Linked DNA regions of Homo sapiens: regions 2, 3 and 4 are each linked to region 1. The links are chromatin contacts, found by Hi-C or POLR2A ChIA-PET in ENCODE. All regions are on one chromosome and are shown on one strand. The core of a region is the stretch at or near the end of the contact, and the rest is flanking DNA. Distances in the headings are between cores, read along the strand shown. Region 1 holds the start of FKBP3 (FKBP prolyl isomerase 3). Region 2 holds the start of BRMS1L (BRMS1 like transcriptional repressor). Region 3 holds the start of DDHD1-DT (DDHD1 divergent transcript). Region 4 holds the start of DMAC2L (distal membrane arm assembly component 2 like).

The links. Hi-C counts contacts between places; a loop is a spot of excess contacts on that map. ChIA-PET counts read pairs that join two places held with the same protein, here RNA polymerase II (POLR2A). Pooled maps may share reads with other maps.
Region 2: a pooled map shows a loop between it and region 1 (6-fold over the local background). The contact joins the promoter of BRMS1L here to the promoter of FKBP3 in region 1. A Hi-C loop is called at or near these places in 2 of 50 pooled maps.
Region 3: a map of CD4-positive, alpha-beta memory T cell shows a loop between it and region 1 (18-fold over the local background). The contact joins the promoter of DDHD1-DT here to the promoter of FKBP3 in region 1. A Hi-C loop is called at or near these places in 2 of 168 maps with a recorded cell type or tissue (CD4-positive, alpha-beta memory T cell and naive thymus-derived CD4-positive, alpha-beta T cell) and 7 of 50 pooled maps.
Region 4: a loop to region 1 is called in a map of B cell, with 18 times the contacts of the local background. The contact joins the promoter of DMAC2L here to the promoter of FKBP3 in region 1. A Hi-C loop is called at or near these places in 3 of 168 maps with a recorded cell type or tissue (B cell, CD4-positive, alpha-beta memory T cell and naive thymus-derived CD4-positive, alpha-beta T cell) and 7 of 50 pooled maps. POLR2A ChIA-PET finds 5 or more read pairs at or near these places in 1 of 52 experiments (MCF 10A).

What each region holds. Positions count from the first base shown.
Region 1 is chr14:45,132,450-45,136,220 of GRCh38, forward strand. It overlaps FKBP3 (FKBP prolyl isomerase 3), which reads right to left and starts at 2,032. Exons shown (of 7, transcript NM_002013.4): 1 at 1,900-2,032. The coding sequence starts at 2,007. It overlaps FANCM (FA complementation group M), which reads left to right and starts at 3,481. Exons shown (of 23, transcript NM_020937.4): 1 at 3,481-3,771. The coding sequence starts at 3,583. RefSeq lists enhancers at 1,230-2,101, 1,789-2,008, 2,102-2,972, 3,635-3,684 and a silencer at 1,978-2,155.
Region 2 is chr14:35,824,585-35,828,355 of GRCh38, forward strand. It overlaps BRMS1L (BRMS1 like transcriptional repressor), which reads left to right and starts at 1,754. Exons shown (of 10, transcript NM_032352.4): 1 at 1,754-2,074. The coding sequence starts at 1,933. RefSeq lists silencers at 1,795-1,894, 2,145-2,314.
Region 3 is chr14:53,151,537-53,155,307 of GRCh38, forward strand. DDHD1-DT (DDHD1 divergent transcript) reads left to right here and starts at 1,818. Exons shown (of 3, transcript NR_110062.1): 1 at 1,818-2,195. DDHD1 (DDHD domain containing 1) reads right to left here and starts at 1,787. Exons shown (of 13, transcript NM_001160148.2): 1 at 725-1,787. The coding sequence starts at 1,562. RefSeq lists enhancers at 543-592, 613-812 and a silencer at 1,633-1,962.
Region 4 is chr14:50,310,605-50,314,375 of GRCh38, forward strand. It overlaps DMAC2L (distal membrane arm assembly component 2 like), which reads left to right and starts at 1,720. Exons shown (of 6, transcript NM_001382507.1): 1 at 1,720-1,785. L2HGDH (L-2-hydroxyglutarate dehydrogenase) reads right to left here and starts at 1,625. Exons shown (of 10, transcript NM_024884.3): 1 at 1,407-1,625. The coding sequence starts at 1,546. RefSeq lists silencers at 1,685-1,814, 1,875-2,104.

The DNA of each region.
Region 1 (3,771 bases), core at 782-3,281:
TGCAGTGGCCCAATCTCGGCCCACTGCAACCTCCCCCTCTTGGGTTGAAACGATTCTCCTGCCTCAGCCTCCCGAACAGCTGGGATTAGAGGCGCCCACCACCAGGCCCAGCTAATTTTTTTTGTATTTTTAGTAGAAATGAGGTTTCGCTACGTTGGCCAGGCTGGTCCTCAATGCCTGGCCTCAACTGTTAGTCAGGATGGTCTCGATCTCCTGACCTCGTGATCCGCCCGCTTTGGCCTCCGAAAGTGCTAGGATTACAGGAATGAGCCACCACGACCGACCGAGACTATGCATTTAAAAGATTAATGTTATAAAAACATTTTGATAATCCAAGTCTGTTGAAATTCTTCCACGTGGCCCAGTTTTACATACGATTCCACATGGCATGATTTGTTTCATAAGAATATGATGGATGAAGTACATGACTGAGGTATTATTAAATGTTAATGATGTCTATTCTATTGTTTCAGATGAAATACGAATTGGCTTAAGAGAAAATAGTTCCATTAAAATGGGGTAAGATCCCCGACACATGTTCTTTTTCACCCTTGTACCTCCAAACACTGAGAATAGTTCTTGTTACAGATGTTGTATTAATATCTGCTAAATTAATCTAAGATGCGGATGCCAGGATAATAATTAAGGAAGAAGGCACTGGAAGTTGGAGAGTTCTTCTATCTCCCTGTCATGACGCCCGCCCAAAATGAAAATAAAATATAAGCTTCTCAAAATAACCCAGAAATAGTGGCTCACGCCTGTAATCCCAGCACTTTGGGAGGCCGAGGCGGGCGGATCACGAGGTCAGGAGATCGAGACCATCCTGACTAACACGGTGAAATCCCGTCTCTATTAAAAATACAAAAAATTAACCTGGCGTGGTGGCACGCGCCTGTAGTCCTAGCTACTCGAGAGGCAGAGGCAGGAGAATCGTTTGAACCCGGGAGGCGGAGGTTGCAGTGAGCCGAGATCGCGCCACTGCACTCCAGCCTGGGCAACAGAGAGAGACTCCGTCTCAAACAAACAAACAAAAAAACCCAGAAACAGTTTTTCTAAATGAAAAGTTTAGAATTTTAAAAATTGTATAGAAAACACAAGCAGGCTGCCGCTTGTAAGAGAATGCTGCGTGCACAACTATTTCAGCAATTTAACAGGTGCATGAATGAACTTATTTTCCAAAGGAAAAACAAGTGTAACAAAAATAACTTGACTATAGACGGATGGTTAAGATGGAGACTATGCTGACAAATGGAGAGCCTACAGTATAAAGCATTTCAAATAAATTTCTTAGTCTGTTTATAACAATGACAGACCACTGCACAAGAGAAATGTGCATGTAGCTCCCTTAAAGTATAAAGGTGAAAAGGTCATTTAAAGGGTCGATATGTTAAATCAAAACTTAAACCACAACCTACGGATTTTTTAAAAATCACACGCATTAATGTTCAGTATTTAGTAAACTGTTGAGAAAAGCAAGTTGGATACACCGTTCCCACAGAAATCTTCACATCCCTTCCCATTTCCCTAGTAGCCGGCGCCCCGCTCCCAGGAGTCTCATCCACACCACTATTCCTCGGCCTCTCCGCCCTAGCCCCCAATATCCTCGGGTTCCTATTTTTCTGGCCTCCACCCCCACTCAAGGATCCCAATGAGGTTCTAACTCTACAATTGCAGCCTGTGTGCCCCAAGAAATAAAGCTGCTCCCCTGCCCCAGTAGAGAACGCCCGAGAGGCGGGAGCGAGGCACCAAAGCACAAGCTGGGCCTCTCCGGCCTTCCAGGCCACCGGCCGCGGGAAGACGAGGGCGGGGGCACAGAGGAATACGGAATGTATGGGCATCTCCAGGGGGGTGAGGCGTCCCTCAGCCGCACCAGCCCGGCCGCCCCTACGCCTCTGGTACCGAATCTGAACCGTGTTCCTGCAGAAACTTGATAATGTCCTTCTTGGGCAGCTGCTCACTGCGCAGCTGCTCCACGGTCCACGCCCGCTGTGGAACGGCCGCCGCCATCTTCCCCCGCTGCCTCCGCTTTACTGAGCCAGCCCGCCGCAGTTCGGCATCGCCCCGCCCCCTAGGGCGGGGCGGGGCCACTCACGGAGGTCGAGGGGCGGGCCTCTGCTCTAGCAGTCGGGATTGGGGCCTGTCTTTGAGTGACGTCAAGGCTGTGCTATGAGGGCTTCTTTGTTGAGTCCGGGTTGAAAAACCTACCGCGGTCGTCTCTGCAGTCGACTGAGTAGAAGACCGCTAGAGATCTTCGATTCTGAATTAGACACCTTGTGAAGCGACCTCTGATGGTAGCGACATTTATCAACCATTACCCACATTTAAGGCAGCTATGCCTTTAAAGTCCAGTCTATAACCTGTTAAAAGAAAACAGCATTCAGGCTCCTTATCTCGTTTTATCTAGTTCTAGCCTAAAAAGTCACACCTGAAGTGCTTCAGTCCTTGTCGATCCGAAAACCCATATCCCACCATTTCCCTTTTAAAGATCACACAACCGAAACTTAAATACAAACTGCCCATCCCCTTCCCCCCATACAAATACGAGAAAGTTTGTCCAAAACGAAGTTCAGAAACTTTAACAAATAAAACAATTTATAAAGAAGCCGCACTCAGGATGCCACTTGCTGATGAGAATGACATTATTAATGCTCGTAACTCTGTGATGTATATTTTTTTCTCAGTACACGAGGAAACAAATTTACAGAGGTTACTCAAAGTCAGGTTTAGAGAGAAGTCAGGAATTATTTGAGACAGAAATCTTCGTTAGAGTGGAATAATTGCACACCGACGTTTATTATAATGCTCTTACCTATAATAAAGATTTAATAGTTGAACATCAGGACTCCTTACTTAAAAAAATGTAGGCTGACTCTGGGCATGTTGCCTATGAGTTAGCTCTGCTTTGCAAGGAGCATTAAAAAAAAAAATTCTGACGAATAGCTGGACCAGACCACGTTCACTTCCCTTTAAACAATGAAAATATTAAAATAATGGGTTGCCACTCCCAGCGCGGTGAAAAAGAGACTTGGCATTTTGTTTTCTCAGCCCAGATAGAGATATAAGACAAATTATTCCATCTACACATTTTTGCTTTTCACTTTATATTCTGATTTAAAAGTACAAGGAATGAGGCACGTTAGACGCTCAATAACATTAAGTTCCCAAACTGGTGGCTATTCCATTGTCCCCGGGTATGTAATATTTTACAATAAATCTCTATTATAACATTTTAAGTGATTTATCACGTTAGCAATGACGCCCAGCCATCTAATCATTGGAAACGGAACTTAAATTTAGAGTTTGTTAAAACAAAACACCGGAACCGCACCGGGGACCATATTTAGAGTAACGCCTTAATAATGCGCATGAGTCTCCGGCAGGGCTGTGAAGGTTTCCGGGAAGCCAGCCAATCATTCCCAACGGAAACTCAGTAGCGGCATTTTCAACTGGATAAACTGGCCTTAGTCCCGCCTTCTCGTTCCAGAGTTTTGTGCGAAGGAAACCGATGGGGATCGGAACCGTAGCGGTTGAGCTGCTGCTGCTACGGATATCTGACAGAAGCCTTCGGTGGTTGTCGGCCTAATGAGCGGACGGCAAAGAACGCTTTTTCAGACGTGGGGCTCAAGTATCTCCCGATCATCTGGGACTCCGGGTTGCAGCTCCGGAACTGAGCGACCTCAGAGCCCTGGCAGCTCCAAGGCGCCTTTGCCAGCAGCAGCGGAGGCTCAGCTGGAGTCGGACGATGATGTGTTGCTTGTCGCGGCGTACGAG
Region 2 (3,771 bases), core at 504-3,003, 9.3 Mb before region 1:
TGACCCCCAACCTCCCTCCCAGAAGGGGCGGCTGGCCGGGCGGGGCGCTGACCCCCCCACCTCCCTCCCGGAAGGGGCGGCTGGCCGGGCGGGGCGCTGACCCCCCCACCTCCCTCCCGTCCGGGAGGCTGGCCTGGCGGGGGCTGACCCCCACCTCCCTCCCGGACGGGGTGGCTGCCGGGCGGAGACGCTCTTCACTTCCCAGACGGGGTGGCTGCCGGACGGAGGGGCTCCTCACTTCTCAGACGGGGCGGCTGCCGGGCGGAGGGGCTCCTCACTTCTCAGACGGGGCGGTTGCCGGGCAGAGGGTCTCCTCACTTCTCAGACGGGGTGGCCGGGCAGAGACGCTCCTCACCTCCCAGACGGGGTCGCGGCTGGGCAGAGGCGCTCCTCACATCCCAGACGGGGCGGCGGGGCAGAGGTGCTCCCCACATCCCAGACGATGGGCTGCCAGGCAGAGACGCTCCTCACTTCCTAGATGGGATGGCGGCCGGGCAGAGACGCTCCTCACTTTCCAGACTGGGCAGCCAGGTAGAGGGGCTCCTCACATCCCAGACGATGGGCGGCCAGGCAGAGACGCTCCTCACTTCCCAGACGGGGTGGCGGCCGGGCAGAGGCTGCAATCTCGGCTCTTTGGGAGGCCAAGGCAGGCGGCTGGGAGGTGGTTGTAGCGAGCCGAGATCACGCCACTGCACTCCAGCCTGGGCACCATTGAGCACTGAGTGAACGAGACTCCGTCTGCAATCCCGGCACCTCGGGAGGTCGGGGCTGGCGGATCATTCGCGGTTAGGAGCTGGAGACCAGCCCGGCCAACACAGCGAAACCGTCTCCACCAAAAAAATACGAAAACCAGTCAGGCGTGGCGGCACGCGCCTGCAATCGCAGGCACTCGGCAGGCTGAGGCAGGAGAATCAGGCAGGGAGGTTGCAGTGAGCCGAGATGGCAGCAGTACAGTCCAGCTTCGGCTCGGCATCAGTGGGAGACCGTGGAAAGAGAGGGAGAGGGAGACCGTGGAGAGGGCGAGGGCGAGGGCGAGGGCGAGGGAGAGGGAGAGGGAGCTATGTACCCTTTTTTTGAGAAAGTACATCTGGTTAAGTATGTATTTTTCATTGAAAACTAAAGTTAAATCAGGACTGATGGCATTTTCCGACTGCATTTGGTAAAAAATAAATGCCAAAAATATTAGATTGAAAATGCCAAGATAAAACTTCCTTACCTTCTGTATTGTAAAAGTTTCAAGAATAATTTAAAGATTTTTGCACAACACAGAAAGTGCAAGTTATCGTCTATAGTTAATAATTAAATAAAACAGTTTATTAATGGTAGGTAATAAAGGTGCTTAGTAAAACAGATGGTTCTCCAGTTCCCCAGGCTCAATGAGCAGGCAAAGATCCTTTTAGGCAAAAGACATTTTCACATCTAACAGTAACATCTCTGATGGTCAGGCAGGTCAAACAATCACTTGGCGGGAAATAGATAAATACAGACTAAATTCGCACAATCTGTTTCTGTTTAGTTTATAAACTGCGATCCAGAGTGTCAGCTTTCGTGCCTTGTGGGACTTGAAGTCCAGAAGGAAGAAGTGATCAGGGCTGCCGAGGGATGGAAGCGTGCAGCCCCTGCAGGTCTGAGACCTACGAACTACAACTCCCGGCAAGCATCGGAAGGCCGCGTCGTAATTGCGGGCAACCAATCGTACCAGAGCAGGGCAAGCCCCCGCCCTCTGGCTCGGTGGAAGGCCTCCGCCAATGGCAGAGCTCCCATCGCAGAGCCTGCGGGTTAGGTTGTGAGGCCCGGGCCGGGGGCGGGGAGGAGCCAAGGGGGCGAGCAAGCTCGGTGGCTGGGTGGGTTGGGGCGTTCCGCGCGCCCTTCATTGAAGCGGCGGTGGCCGGGCTGGGCGCCGGTAGTGGAAAGCGACGGCGCGGCTGGAAAATGCCAGTCCATTCCCGAGGGGATAAGAAGGAGACCAACCATCACGATGAGATGGAGGTGGACTACGCCGAAAATGAGGGGAGCAGCTCCGAGGACGAGGACACTGAGAGCTCGTCGGTCTCCGAGGATGGAGATAGCTCAGGTGCGCGACCCACTGCTGGGACCCTGAGTCCCCGCGCCCAGCGCGCGACAGGCCGCTCTCCGCACGCCAGGCGGCTGCGTCCTGCTGGGAAAGCGGGGCGGGGACAGAGGGAAGGGGCGGAGACTGGCTCTGGGCCCTGGGCTGCACCCTGACCGGTCGCTGGGCGCTGTCTGGCTCCTGATGGGTCCCGGCGGCGGGGCGGGGCGGGCCTGGGCTTGTCCAGCTCCCAAACGCGGCGTGGTCCTGCCCCCGGTGGTGCTCTGGAGCGACCAGCCCAGGCGGACAACTTCCCGCAGCAGACAAACTGGAAATGCCTCCTCTCCCCAGCCCACCGACCTCTTTCCCTATTTTCACCTTTGCAACCCTCACTTCTCAGCGCAAGTGAGTTGCCGGGACAGAGGGTCGGCTTAGTAATTAACCTCAGTTTGCAAGTCAACTTGCCGGTCAGCACTTTTACATCAGTGTCTTTTCGGGGGCTAACTTGAGAGCGGTCCCGTTCAGTAGCTCCCTGAAGTTTGCAAGACTGAGAGGAAGGGACCAACATTCGGGCTCATTTTGGATCTTCATATGCTTATAAATTGGCTGAGTTTTGGCAGCGTTGAAAATTCTCCAAGTCTTTTCTTCCCTTCAGTTTTTTCTAACTTTGGGCTGTTTTAAATTATTTTGGGTGGGGGAGGAGGGCAGATTAACACTACAAATAAATTTTGCAAACTTTTAGGAATGGTTATTCTAAAGTGAAATGGAATTTGTGATTACCGGGATTATTTTCTTTCGATTCAAATGATGGAGATGAGACTGACTTCTTTGTCTTGGCCTGATTTTGGTCATGTAAAGGAAGCATTGATGATAGGTTGATGACAGCCTAGTATCACCCAGATGCCCTCTTTTCATGTTTCCCTTGCAAAGCAAATCTCCATGGAAGGATATAATTTCAATCAGTAAATCAGCCATCCAAAAATATTTATGAGTGACTTCTTTGTGCAGCACTGGACAGTACTCAATATGAGGGATAAATAGTTATTATCTGGGCTCACTTAAAAAGCTATCATAAGTCACCACTTGATTAAATTGCCAAATGAATGCTTAACTAAATGTTGCTGTAGGAATTCAGAGGCAGAGGAAATCGTTTCAATATTGGGTGGTCACAAAGCCTAGCTGAAGAAGGTGGGATTACCTTAATTATCTTGAAGAATGAGTAGAATTTGGTTTGGGGTGGTGGGTATCCCTGCAGGGAGAGGGATGTAAGAAAAAGTACAAGGGCCAGAGTTTGGGGCTTATTCAAAAGAGCGTGAAAACCTTGGGAGAAGGAGTTGAGCTCGGAAAAGAACAGGAAAGTATAGATGTGAGTGATTTCAAAGAAAGCACAAAACAGGATTGATGAATGCAAGTTTAGGATTGAAGGTAAGAGAAAAACCAAGATACAAGGAGAGTGGCGGTAGCATCAACAGAAATAGAAAAGTGAAAGATTTGAGATGAAGGTGAAAGAAAAGAGTATTTCAGACATGTTGCTTTTTTTTTTCTTTTCTCTCTTTGAGATGGAGTCTCGCTCTGTTGCCCAGGCTGGAGTGTAATGGCGTGATCTTGGCTCACTGCAACCTCCGCCTCCTGGGTTCAAGCAATTCTCCTGCCTTAGCCTCCCGAGTAGCTGTGATTATAGGCGGGTGCCACCACACCAAGCTAATTTTTTGTATTTTTAG
Region 3 (3,771 bases), core at 568-3,067, 8.0 Mb after region 1:
CTAATTTACTTTCACAACAATCCCGTGAGGTAGGTACAATTTCTCCCCTTTTACAAATGAGGAAGACGAGGCATAGAAATGGTAATTTTTCAAGGTTAAGATGCAAACACAAAAATATGTAAATGAGGACCTAAGAGACAGAATCCAGTATTCCACCGAGGGAGCGGAGCCACTTGCCAGAGCTGCTTCACGCAGTGCTTTCCACCTCTCCGAACACACCCAGTGGGAACAACCTATCTCCTTTCCCTCCAGGGATTCTTTTACTTTTCCTGAACCCATAACTAAGCTGTTGATTCTCGAGCAGATCCTCTCAAACCTTCCTACTCCAGAAGACGTGCCGCTATTTAAATCATAGGCTGTTTAGGGTAAATGAGACAGAACCAGATCCCCAGGTGGACAAAGCTGGTAGGATCACGAAATTAAACCTCGGGCTGCGGATCCGGTCCTGGATCACTTCCAGGGGATGGCAGCAGCACCCGGCTCACCCAGGAGGCGCTACCCCCGAAGGTATCCAGTCCTCCTGACCCCAGGCAGCTTGGGTTTTGCCATCTGCTCGTTTACCCTTCAGCTGCCGACGCTCCCTGCTCAATCTCCATCCTGCCCCAGCCAAACGCCAGGCCTCACGCGCCTCCCTCTTCGCGGCGACCAGTCCCAAACCCACACCGGTGCGCATCGGCCCATGCAGGGGCAGCCCGTCCTGCCCTAACCCCGGCCCGCTACTCACGGTTCCAGTACACCGGGTAGCACTCTCCTTGGGTCACATCCACCTCGTAGAGGCCGCCCCGCACGCACACAGGCTCGATGTTCACAAGCTCCACCATCTCCGGCTCGTGCCCCGTCGTACTCTGGCAGAAGCCGCAGGCGCGGTCCTCATCGTCATCTTCTCCGGAACTGGAGGCTGGGCCCGTGGGGGAGCACACATGGTCGCCGTCCCGGTCCCCGCCCTGGGGCCGGGCACCCGTGGTCTGCAGCAGGGTCCGGAAGGCGAGCTCGATGCGGAGCGAGTCGTAGCCGATGAAGGGCTTCCAGGTCTTCTTGTCCTCCTTGTAGAACCAGCGTACCTCCTCCGGGCCCAGCTCCGTCACTACCTCATAGCGGTGCCGGGCCGCCGGGCCGCCAAGCCGGGTACGTTTCCTTTCCCCGGGGGACCCTCCTGTCGCGCCGCCGCCCCCCGAGTTCGTCGGGACCAGCGGAGGCTGCTGCGGCGGGTGCAGCGACAAGGAGCTGCCGCCGCCGCCGCTCTCACCCTCGCTGTAGTAGCGCAGCGAGGAGCCCGACTCGGCGGAGCTGAAGTCATAGTTCTCGTCACTGAGGCAGGGGTCCAGCGCGAGGTGGTGGTTGTGGTCGTCGGTGCCCGGCGCCAAATGCAGCCCGGGTTCCCCGCGCAGCAGGGCCAGGGGCACGTCGCCGTCGTCCGGGTCCCCGCCGGGCAGGTGCTCGAAGCAGCAGACGCCGCCGCCGAACGCTGGCCTCGCGTCTGAGCCCAGCTCCCAGGCGCCGCCGCCGCCGCCTCGGCCGTTATGCTCGGGGCTCCGTGGGGACCCGCGGCCCGGGTAATTCATGCTGTGGAGACGCCGCCGGCTGTCCGGCGGCGCGCGGAGCCGTGACCCCCAGCGCTTCCGCCACACATTCAACGCCGCCGCCCTCTCCACCCGAAGTTTCTAATCTTTCAAATCCCGACCCGAGCTGCGGCGGCAGCGGCGACCGCTCCGCCCCCACGAGACCCGCAGCCGCCGCAGCTGCGTTCTGCCGCCGGCCCCATTGTCACGCAGCCCGACGTAGGCGGTGCTTCGGCCCCCGCCCCGCCCCCCGGCCGCGTGCGCCGCCCCGGAAGCCCGGGCTGCACCGGCGCCGCGCGCGGGGTTCCCCCCTGCCCCTCTGGCTGGGAGGGCAGGGTGGTGTCAGGTCGCCCGCCGCTCTTGGGCCTCCTCGGCTCCCTTCCTCCTTCCTTGCGGTCTTCATGCACAGCTGCCTCGGTCCCCCGCTTCTGGAATTCACAGCCCAGATGTGGATAGGCTTTACCCCACTCATCCTTACAATGTGGGTCATGAGCCCAGAGCCTTAAGCTACGTGTTAGGAGGGCCCCAGGATGTAGGATTCAGCATTGCTCTTTTTGACCTTAGGCCCTACTGCGGCCTCGCCTGGACGTTTTGTCACCTGGCCCTGGTGCCTCCAGACAGAACCAGGACGCATAGGTGGGTGGATACGAGGGCACTCCACCCCACACCCATCACTCACCTTGGTGTCACCACTCCCACTGGGAAACTGGAATCTAAACCTTGCTTCATATGCCATCTCATATTATTACTTATCTTTTGATGCTTGGATTTCCTGTTTTCTCAACCTCATTGCTAGGCCCTTGATGGAAACCAAGTCCATGTCAGCCTCTCCCACACAGTGGGTGCGCAATCAGTCTTAGTTGATTATAATGATGTCAAGTCCAACCAGCTGTGGTAAAGAGTGTTCGATTGAGAGGTAGAAAACAACCAGGTTCTAGATTTAGCTTTGCTAACCATCCACAGGCAAATCACATAATCTTCCTGATCTTTTTGGTTTCCTCATCTGTAAAATTAAGATTCTTGGACCAGATGATATCTAAAGTTCCTTCTAGCAATGGAATTCTATGAACTTTAAGGTTTCTTCCAGATTTTTATGCATCTCTGATTCTGTAACTCATATTCTGGGATCAAGTTGAATACAGAGGCTCCCTTATGTGGGTCTTTTTTATTTAAAAAAAATTATTTTGTAAGCACATCACCCTATGTTGAGAATCCAGAGAAAAACCATCTCCAACCTCAGTGTTTTCATTTTAAGAATAGACAGTCTTCACTATTTCTTTTACTCTCTGGTGGAATCAGATTGGTAGGGCAATTTTTCTTGCTCCTGAGATGTAACCTGTCAGACATTATTACTCTGTCATTATTTAAATCAAGACTATCTGAAGTTTGTACAGGGCCTTTGTAGGAATTTGAAAAAAGGCATTGCTTCCTGTGGGCAGATACAGAGCGGTGTTGGAGTTGATGGCTTGTCAAGTAGAATACAGGCTGGATTTTCTGCCCCAATTAGTGCCCTTAGCTGGTTAACCTTGTGCAGTGAACAACCTATCCAACTGTATACTGCAGCTCTGACTGAAAGCATCTAAGATCAGGACCCTCTTTACCACTCAAAAAAAATTTCTGAGTGCCTGCTTCCCAGTTGCTCCTCCAGTATTTCTATTGACAATATGCAGCATATGATATTGGGTATGGGCTTTGGTCTGTTTACTAGCTGTAAAAGCATTCATTCTACAGGGTTTGAATAGGTGTCTGGCCACCTATATGCCAGGCACCTCTATGCTAACTTCTACTATAAGAGAGAATGGGAGAGAGTTCTTTCTTTCTTCAAGGAACTTACAGCCTAGAGGGGGATACAGACAAGTAAACAGATACATTATATTATAGTACAGTATGAAAAGTACTATGAAGGGGATTATAAATAAGGAATATCACAACATTTAAAATATCTCTATTCCTTTATGTTTCTTGATAGAATGTAGCCTAACTATATAACTATCTGGTCAGATTATTTTGGCCAGATTTTAACTCTTGACTACACAATTTCCGTTAACATTATCCTCTGTTAAAAAAAAAAAAAAAAAAAAAAAAAAAAAAAAAAAGAAGTACTAAGGCCGGGCGCGGTGGCTCACGCCTGTAATCCCCGCATTTTGGGAGGCCAAGGCGGGCAGATCACGAGGTCAGGAGATCGAGACCATCCTGGCTAACATGGTGAAAT
Region 4 (3,771 bases), core at 470-2,969, 5.2 Mb after region 1:
AGGAGGGAGGATCGCTTGAGCCCAGGAGGGTGGAGGCTGCAGTGAGCTATGATTGTGCCACTGCACTCCAGCCTTGGCAACACAGTGAGACCCTGACTCCAAAAATTTTTTAAAAAAACATTTTAAGTATAAACAAAACTTTCACTAGCCCTACTTTTCTTTCCTTAAGAAAAGCTTCCCAAAAGAACTGTCCACATGCCCCATAACAAATCACAATCGCTATTACTGGTATCCCACTCTACTCCCCCTATCCACCAACACGCAGCAGCCAGAGTCAACTTTTAGAACATCAACATTTAATTATTAGCCTCTTCTTTTTTTCTTTTCTTTTCTTTTTTTTTTTTTTTTTTTTTTTGCGAGACAGAGTCTTGCTCTGTCGCCCAGGCTGGAGTGCAATGGTGCGATCTCAGCTTACTGCAATCTCCGCCTCCCAGGTTCAAGCGATTCTCCTAAGGCTCCGGAGTAGTTGGGATTACAGGCGCCCACCACCACGCCAGGCTAATTTTTTTGTATTTTTAGTAGAGACGGGGTTTCACCATGTTGGTTAGGCTGGTCTCCAACTTCTGACCTCAGGCGATCCGCCCGCCTCGGCCTCCTAAAGCGTAGCCTCTTCTTAAAACCCTTTTAAATAGCTTCCCGTGGCTCTTAGAATAAAAGTCAACGTGTGGTTAAAATAAACTAAAAACCTTGCTGTGATGTAGTCCTTCTGGGTCATTCCACACCATATGTCTTCCACTAAACTTCAGTCACACTCATATGGCCCACCTTCTAGTCGTCAAAATAGCCAAAACCTCTCCAAGCCTTACAGCCTTCACACAAACTGTTTCTTCTACAGAGGACAGAGAAAGACAATGGTTTCGAATGTGACGTCCAAACTATAAATCACAGGACACTGAATTCTGCGGGCTTTCATTAGCATAAGAGCTGCCTCCGACGGGGGCAACACTATGCGGGGTGTGCCAGGAACTGATTTAAGACTGTATTCAGATCTTCCAAGCAACGCCAAAGACTCCAGCTTATAAAGAGCATATTTGATTGCTTATACTGTGTGCTAGGTCCTTTTATCCTTCAAATGACCACCTACAGGAGAGACTAAGGTCCAATTCACAACTGAGCCTTTAAGGAGGTTAAGTAACTAGCCCAGAGTTCAACAGAAAGTGGACGGGTTGTTCAAAGCCAGAGCTACTCCCGACCTCTACTCTATACACTGCCTTTCCTCCGGCCCGTAAATACAACGAATGAACCTGCAGGTTGGTAGCTCCTGGGATCCGAGGTTGGAGTGCCACAGGACCCCAACCTGCTCTCACCCCGGGACAGGGAAATACGAACAGGGGCACAGGTCCACCACCAGGTGCCTCCGCGAGGGGCAGCAGCGCAGGCGGCGGGGAGGACCAGCGGCCACTCACCTGGTGCTGGCGCTGCGGCTACCTCCACACAGCGGTCTTGGCCTCCCAGACGCGAACCCGCACGCCCCAGGGGAGCCACCGGCGAAAAGCCCGCGGGCCCGTCCGCAGGCACCAACCAAATAACGCAGCGCTGGCACCATCCCCTACGCACGCTCCCCTCCCTCAGCGCTCAGAAGAAGCCACTTGACCCTCCACGGCCGAGGACCCGCGCTCTTTAGCCCCGCCCCTCACGCGGGGGCCAATGAAGTGGCGCGCCTTCGCCCCATGTGGGAGAGGCTGCGGTGGCCAATAGGCGCGCGCGTCGGAGGGCGAAGGGCCGGCCAGGGTGCCGCAGACGCGGGGACGCTGGCTCGCTCCCTCCCTCCCTCCCTCCGACGCTGTGAGTAGAGAAGCTAGGCCCCGAGCCGGGCGGGACTAGGGTGGTGGTTGTGTTCTGCCCTCGCCCGTCGCCAACGCTGGGCTGACTGAAAACCTGGCCCTTTGGGTCGCGCGTCTTCGACCTTCACCGCCATGCGGACATGGGGCCGTGGGAGAAACTCTGGGCGGGATTACGGTGAAAATTCTTGTTTGGGCGGGCCCTGCGGCTTCTTTCTTCCGGCTCGCCCTCGGCCCCGCCCCCGCCCCGCCCCCGCTCCAGCTCCAGCCGGGTCCTCGCTCGGCCCCGCACGCGGCCCGCGGTAGACGGAGGGCCTGGGCACCCACCGTCTCCATCCCGGCCCCAGCCCAGTCGAGCGTCCACTAGAAGGGCGCTCCCTGTCCGGCCCTAATCCTCGCTCCTCACGGAGGCTCTTTGTCACAGCGAAGACTGACAGCCCGCAGTCTTCTGGACTTCTTTTATGGGGCTCCTGGCGGTGCTATTCATTCAGTCATTGATTCGTCTTGTAAATATGGAGCGCCTGCTCTGTACTCGACCCGGCACTGGGTACCGGAAGAACCAGACAGCTCGGTTTTTGCCACCATTTATAAGTCTGTGTCCTTTTCTTGAGTACTGAACCGAGATACAGTTTTAAATGTGCTGTGCGGTCTCTGAGCAGCGACTCACCTGTGCAGGTCACTTCACCTGATTCCCTTTATGTAAAAATGAGGGCGATGGGCTGTGTAATCTCTAAAGGACCTTCTAACTCTTTAAAATTGTCACTGTGCCGGTGTTGCTAACACTCATTCTGTATGCTTGATGGCAGTTTTTAATTTTTAGGGTTAGGACAGCTGAACATAACAAATAGAATTATACAGATTTATTACCAGAAGGACTTCGTGTGCCTCTAAGAATCTTGGTTCCAGTCTTTGGTCAGGTAGCTCCAGGAAATCACTTCACCTCTTTGCCTCAGACCCTCCTCAGTGAACTAGGAATGATAGCAGTGTCTCCCTAGTCTTAGGGCCGTTGAGCGGATTACACGAGATAAGGTCAGCAGGTGTTTAGCACAGTGAAGCATTTGCTACGTGATGACATTTATTATGGTTAAAGGGTTTTACCACCAGAACAGTGGTACATAGTTTGCTTTATTTGTTAAAACAATGTAGAATATTGCCTGCTTGTTCCATCACAGATGAAAAAAAGAGATGGTTATTCAACTTTGTGAGGTAATTGTGGATTTCCATGCAATTGTAAGAATAGAGATTCTGTGTACCCTTTACCCAGTCTTCCCAGTGGTAGCATCTTGCAAAACTAGTACCATATCACAACCAGGTAATTGACATTCACACAATCCATTGATCTCATTCAGATTCCTCATTTTGTATTAGTGTTCTCTGTGTATATTTAGTTCTATATGGTTATCAGGTGTGTAGATTCTTGTATCCACCACCACAGTCAAGGTACAGCCCAGGTCCATCACCACAAGGGTCCCTCCAGTTGCCCTTTTATAACCACAACTTACCTTTGCAGCCCCACCCAATCTATTCTCTGTTTCTAAAATTTTGTTATATCAAGAATGTTACATAAATGTAATTATTGTAATTATACAGTATGTAACTTTTATTGACTCTTTTTCATTCAGCATAATCCCTTGAGATATATCCAAACTGTTACATGTATCAGTAGTTCCTTCCTTTTTATTACTGAGTGGTATTCCATAATGTAGATGTACTACAGTATTGATATGGTTTGGCTGTGTCCCCACCCAAATCTCATCTTGAATTGTAACTCACCATTCCCATGTGTTGTGGGAGGAACCAGGTGGGAGGTGATTGAATTATGGAGGCAGGTCCTTCCTGTGCTGTTCTCCAGATAGTGAATGAGCCTCACAAGATGTGATGGTTTTAAAAACGGGAGGTTTCCCTGCACAAGTTCTTTCTTTGCATGCTGCCATCCATGTAAGATGTGACTTGCTCCTCCTTGCCTTCCACCATGATTGTGAGGCCTCCC